2 separate regions of the Homo sapiens genome follow, and region 2 is linked to region 1. Evidence: chromatin contacts called from ENCODE Hi-C or POLR2A ChIA-PET data. All regions are on one chromosome and are shown on one strand. The core of a region is the stretch at or near the end of the contact, and the rest is flanking DNA. Distances in the headings are between cores, read along the strand shown.

Evidence for each region. A loop is a pair of places that touch in the nucleus more often than their neighbours do. ChIA-PET counts read pairs that join two places held with the same protein, here RNA polymerase II (POLR2A). Pooled maps may share reads with other maps.
Region 2: a loop to region 1 is called in a map of dorsolateral prefrontal cortex, with 3 times the contacts of the local background. The contact joins the enhancer-like site here to the promoter of DIP2C-AS2 in region 1. A Hi-C loop is called at or near these places in 12 of 168 maps with a recorded cell type or tissue (Right ventricle myocardium inferior, astrocyte of the cerebellum, dorsolateral prefrontal cortex and 7 more) and 8 of 50 pooled maps. POLR2A ChIA-PET finds 5 or more read pairs at or near these places in 3 of 52 experiments (AG04450, HepG2 and activated T-cell).

The regions. Positions count from the first base shown.
Region 1 is chr10:626,991-630,079 of GRCh38, forward strand. It overlaps DIP2C-AS2 (DIP2C antisense RNA 2), which reads left to right and starts at 1,574. Exons shown (of 2, transcript NR_147612.1): 1 at 1,574-1,907; 2 at 2,869-3,089. The region is part of intron 1 of DIP2C (disco interacting protein 2 homolog C); the gene reads right to left. LOC124902361 reads right to left here. Exons shown (of 1, transcript XM_047426106.1): 1 at 1-3,089. RefSeq lists an enhancer at 2,149-3,089.
Region 2 is chr10:659,936-663,024 of GRCh38, forward strand. The region is part of intron 1 of DIP2C (disco interacting protein 2 homolog C); the gene reads right to left. It overlaps DIP2C-AS1 (DIP2C antisense RNA 1), which reads left to right. Exons shown (of 4, transcript NR_187391.1): 3 at 2,091-2,183; 4 at 2,856-3,089. Among named protein-coding and RNA genes, the nearest start is that of DIP2C-AS1, 11 kb to the left of the region's middle. Within about 2 kb of position 1,521, at least 11 of the 41 ENCODE cell types and tissues checked have a DNase peak (open chromatin) inside an H3K27ac peak, as active enhancers do; they include gastrocnemius medialis, heart left ventricle and heart right ventricle, where a contact is called at or near this core.

The sequences.
Region 1 (3,089 bases), core at 324-2,823:
TTTTAGGAAAACCTCCTTCCCTCCAGCTTTGTCCTCCTTCCACAAAAGGTGCCTCTGACTGCCTCGCTCGCCGTACCAGGATTTCGCTCGGCTATGGAGGAAAATCCGCGTGGGGCTCAGAGATGGGTGGTCCCCGCACACGCAGTGGCTCTGTAACATCCTCCAAGGAGCCTGGCCCAGGCCTGCCCCACACACCAGGACTCTGCCTTGTGGCCCTCAGGCCCCCGAAGCTGCTTTCCCTCCAGGCGTCATGCCCCGGGCAAGAAGGCCGGACAAGGGCCCAGGGCTGCTGTGGGTCGGGAAACCCTCCCGACACCTCCCTCTCCAAAACCCCCCATCAGCATCCCAGCATCTGGACCTGTGTCACCAGCCGCTCTGCCGTACAAGAGAACTGGATTTTCAGCTGGGTTCGCTGCTTCCCTAAACAAAGTAGGGTTTTGTTACTGAGGAAAAAGGAAAAAGCGGGCATCTTCTTGGCAACCTCGCGACATCCAGCCGCCGGTTCTCACCACACCAGAGATGTCCACCCAGGGCAGACAGTGTCTTCAACCGAGCGCCACTGACCCAGAAGTGCAGTAATTAGTACACTTTCACCAGAGTCACCCACTCCTTCACCTTTACACCCAAGAATAACATGTTTGCCAGGCAAATTAGATGTCCGGGAGGTGTAAGGGAAACCCCAAGCCTGCTTTAAGCCTCAGACTTTTGAGATCGTTGAGGGCCGTGCACGCAAGAGCGAGGCTGCGCCCAAAAGCTCTGCTCCTGCCAGACGTCACAAACAGACCGCACGGCTCAGCCACGTGGACGCTTACAGGACTTCACGAGAGGCACCACCGTGGTACACGTGAAGACGTGCACTTCATTCAGCCTCGAACAGACCACGCCCTCATTACGGGGTTGGTGACCCACCTCCCACCATCAGTCCCCCACCTCACCCAGGGTCTGTGTCTGCATCTGTAACGACTTTGCTGTTTTACCGGGGTACTAAAATGCAGCATCGGAATGTTTAAAGGTCTTTAAATATCAACACTCTGGGTCCAGTTTTCGGCACTTTAATGCGGACACTCGATGCAGGCCTCACTCACCACTCTGAGGTAGCTCATACCTTTCCTACCTAACCAAGCAAGAAACTGAGGCACAGAACGTGGCAGGAAAATATGCAGCTTCTAAGTAGCAGATTAGGATTCAAACCAGTGCTCTTCGTCACATTGCTGACCTACCTCTCAGGCTGAGATAACGTCCAAAATTAACCAGGTAGAACAGTGTTCCATAAATCAGCCAGAAATGGTCCTTGTGGATGGGCCTGTGGTTATTCCCTGAAGAACGAGACCATTGGCCCAAAAATCCACCTGTGTCACATTCAAATGTTTACATATCCAATTACTTAAAAAATACCCCAATCAAGCATGTTTACAGCCATTTACAGCCATATAGATTATCTGCTTTGGTGACAATCAACCCAAGACCTCTGTTGGCAACGGGCATCATGCCAGGTCCAGAGAGGGTGGGACAGAGACACAAACAGGAAACGCTCTGTCCCTGGGAGCCTCGCTCTGATGGGCCTGCGGGGACATGGCACAGACCATGCGGCACAGGCGGAAGGCGGGGACACGGCACAGACCGTGGGGCACAGGCGGACGGAGGGCCAGGAGAAGGGGCTGTGCTGCCAGCAGGCAGTGCTTTGAGCTCTAATGGATGAACATTGCTAACCAGCGAAGGTGGAGAGAGGGCACCCGTCTGAGAAGATGAAGAGGCAGCAAAGCACAGCTGGCCTCGGGGAACCGGAAGCCACAGGGACATCAGGCTGTGTGCTGCTGTCTGTCGGCCACCAGCTGGGGGACTATCCTGGACCTGGAAGGGCATCCCTGACACTCCCCACCAGATGCCAGGGGCACCCCCAGCCCCAGGTGAGAACCACGGATCCCATGGCGAATGAGGTCAGCCTGTGGGAAGTGGGGCTGGGACTGCTCTGCACAGCTTAATAGGAAAGTTGGGTTCTATTTGGTGGGGTTTTGGTCATGCCAATGGCTGGTCAGGGCTGTCCGTGAGGAACTGATTTGAGGACAAGTTAGAGAAGGGGCTGCCGAGGCCAGTGGGGCACTCGCTGTCTGGGTCTAAGAAAAAGAAAATAAAGGCTGGTGATGTGACAGTTGGTGGGAGCACAGACGGAAGGAACTGGCGGTGGAGACACACGGTTGGCCCTGCACAGGGCTACGGTAGCTACCTGGGGGTCATCCTATTAATTCTCCTCATGGTCCCAAGAGGCGGCTGTGAGGATCCCTCTCCTGAGGACAAAACTGCTCCAGAGCCACACAGAACCAAGATCCGGGCCAACTCCAAAGCGGGCGATCTTGACCCCTCACCCGTGGTCCTGAGGCAGGGATCGGAGCCCCCTGGACACACAGACACTCCCAGGAACTGCAGGAATGGGAAGTAGATACCCCAGACCAGCGGCAGGACCCAGGGTTTCTGCCCCTCAGGGCACACTGGGACCAGCCACTGCATAGGTGGACACATGGTGCTTTAACCCACACTGGGGGAAGGAAGCCCTCACTCTCAGAGTGGAGACCACAGCCTCCAGCAGGCCCAGCCTCACTGCTTTAACCCGTACTGGGGGAAGGAAGCTCAAGCTGTCAGGGTGGAGACCGCAGCTTCAATCAGGCCCGGCCTCACTGCTTTAACCCGCGCTGGGGGAAGGAAGCCCTCGCTCTCAGGGTGGAGACCGCAGCCTTGATCAGGCCCAGCCTCACTGCTGGGCACAGCCTGAGGATCGCCATACATGATGCTGAGGTGTCCCAACGTTGGGGTGCCCAGAGCCACTCAGCCGAGAATGTGGTGCTTTCTGTAACTGCCCTCATTTCTTTACAGTATAGATCTGGACTCCATCCTTTGCAATGTGTGGGGTTCTAGGAAGAGGCCAGCCAGCCGTGGAAGTGTCCTGGGCTCTGTCCCGGAGACGACGAACTTGGCTCCCCACGAGGGCGGCCTATTCCCCACAGTGTCCCCCGGGGGCCACACCTGCACCCACCTTGCTGAAGATAATTCGCTTTCTCATCCGTGAAAGAATAAAGTCGGATTAACTCATCTCC
Region 2 (3,089 bases), core at 271-2,770, 33 kb after region 1:
AAGGCAAAGAAACAGCCTTAGGAGAGAATCTCACAGTGGAACGGACCAGAGAGAGGAAAAAATAATCTTTTTGAAAATGTACAAAAGGAAATGTCAAGAGGCCTAGGTTCCCTCTCATGACAGAAACAGACGTCAGCAGAGCAGGTCGCTCAGCCCAGTTCAGCTCTGTGTATGAAACAGAGATTCTAGCCCTTGTCCCTGTTTCAAGCTCTGTGTATGAAACAGAGATTCTAGCCCTTGTCCCTGTTTCAAGCTCTGTGTATGAAACAGAGATTCTAGCCCTTGTCCCTGTTTCAAGTTCTGTGTATGAAACGGAGATTCTAGCCCTTGTCCCTGTTTCAAGCTCTGTGTATGAAACAGAGATTCTAGCCCTTGTCCCTGTTTCAAGCTCTGTGTATGAAACAGAGATCCTAGCCCTTGTCCCTGTTTCAAGTTCTGTGTATGAAACGGAGATTCTAGCCCTTGTCCCTGTTTCAAGCTCTGTGTATGAAATGGAGATTCCAGCCCTTGTCCCTGTTTCAAGCTCTGTGTATGAAACAGATTCTAGCCCTTGTCCCTGTTTCAAGCTCTGTGTATGAAACAGATTCTAGCTCTTGTCCCTGTTTCATGATGTTGCAGTGAAGGAAACGAAACAGACAAAGGGCACAGACTGGAGAAAAGGATTTTAAAAGGATGACTTTTAAAATGTGCACCTGCTTTTCAAGGGCACAATGAGGACTTTTTCAAGCATATTAAAGCTGATTTATAAGAGATGGGTATAAAGACTCTACAAGGTCATTAGACTTTAGGCTTACAAAGAAAACAAATAACATTCTCCTAGCATCAAGAGTCAGGTGTTCCACAAATACTAAGAATAGCCACCGCAACGGGATCCACTATGAGGTGTCAAAACATAACCCATGAAGCGTGGCCGAGAGCTCCTATAACCTGATTTCTAGGAATCTAATTTTAAACATCCTCACAGCTAGCACATCACAAAAATACAGAGCTCCAAATGCCGTAACACAAGTGCTAACAACACCTAGCCAAAAATATACGAGGCATTTCAGGCAAAAATCCCAGAATCAGAAGAACACAAGTTTTGTAAGTCCTTCAAAAGCTGGTGCTGGTTGAGGCTTTTCTGCAGACTTCAACAAAAGACACACTAGAATTAGCCATTGACAGTAACCCTGAGTCAACACGCACAGTGTTGGGAAAAGCACAAGGCCTGCTCCAGGCTTGAGGCCCCTGGGATCTTTCTCTGGACCGCACCGAGTGGATGACTTTGAGAACTCAGAATAACCAACAACCAGTCCCTGAACAGAGAGAGAAGACTGCAGCCTCCCTGGGGACCTGGCTCCATGCCTGCCCCCTTTCTTCCGTGTACCTTTGCCCTTCCTGGCTCCCTCCTCCACCTGGAGACGCTCTGGGTTGAGGCCCCTCCTCAGCTGTGTCTTGGTCCACGGCTGGCTACCCGTGTGAGGCTCCAGGCCTCGAAGGACCATCTCCACCTGCTCCCTGCGCTTCTCACCAGCTTCCGCCGTGACCCCCAGGCTCTGGCTGCTCCCAGGAATCAGGGCCACCAGGCTCCCCTCGCTGCCTCCAGCTGGAGTCCCACCCCCTGGTTTTCAGCAACACTTGGGACTTTGTCCTGGAAACTCTCGGCTCTGGGCTTTAGGGAACTGCACCGTGCAGCTCTTCTCTGGACTCTAAGCAGGGCCTTTTCTGGGTCTTCCGACCCTTCCTCCATTTCCAAATGTGGGCTTTCCTTTGGCCTCCTCTCTCCCGACATGCACACCTCACACTCTGGCTCCTTGACCTGCACTTCTATGTAGGAGGCTCCCAAATCCACCCTGGTCCGGATTTTCCCCAAGCCTCCTTCCATATTTCCAAACTCGCAGCTTGCGGTGGTGTCTCTAAGTATCTCTGAATCAGGTCCACACTTGCTTCTCCTCCTGATTTCCAGCAAAGCACAACGCCGACCTCAGGGTGTAGACTCACAGCTTCATCTGCCTTCCTGCACTCCCTCTTCCCCTCCTGACCCAGGCACTGAATCGCTCAGCTCACTGGCTGCCTTCTCTCCTCCTCTCGCCATGGCGAGTGCCCCGCAGGAGCCTGGCCTGTCCCCCGTGGCTCCACAGCATACCGCACATCAAAGGCACGATTCTCTCCGAAGCCCTCAGTGGCTTCCTAGTATCTGACAGGTAAGGACTTCCACATTCTGACCCCAATCTAACTTTCTGCCCTCAGATAGGCACATGCATATTTTATCTATACACAAAGAGTACAGGCCTCACACCTGCTCTCATTCCTGGGTTCCTAGCTCCTCCTGAAGGTACTGTATGAGGTACCTATGCACTTTCCAAACGCTAAGTGAATACGCACTTGGAGAACACTTGCTTGATAATTTTGTGGCATTGCCAGATAACGCGGACAAAGTGAGAACTACGCAGGTGTATGGATGCTGCCTTGCCCAGACCTCACTCACCCAGACACTCCTGGATGTTCAAGGTGACCAGCCCTATTGGCGCACAGGCAGGCACAGGCTGCACCCCCACAGCTGGGCCCCGCGAGCTGAACGCTAATCATGAAGCAGCTGTGTTTGCTCCTAAATCTGTTTATGCCAGTGTACTTGTTACACATTACTTAAACCAATAAAATATGACTCCAAAGAGAGAGTAATTGATTGGATAAAAACTAAGATGGATGCCTTTCAAAGACTTGATATGGGGGAATTTTTTTTTCTTTTTCATCTTTTTAAAATTGTTATCAAATTAGGTATGGGCAGAAAATATATACAATGTTTGAGGAAATAATTTTTAAAGGTTTCAAATCTAACTTATCTTATTTCTCTTGTGTTGCCTATTCTCTTTTAGAAGAACCAAAACTGTGGCAGGCCTGCGATGGCTGTGGTTGAGGAAAGAGGCCACACCCACAGCCAGCAGAACCACACTCAGCAGCAGCCTAGCCCCACGTGGAAGAGGCGTGAACACTCTCGGGAGAGGTGGATGTACGCTAATGGTTCTCAGCTCCGACCTCTGTGATTAACAGAACATGCTGATTGGTTTTATCTGAACGTCACACAAAAGGGTTTCTATGTCCAGGAAAGA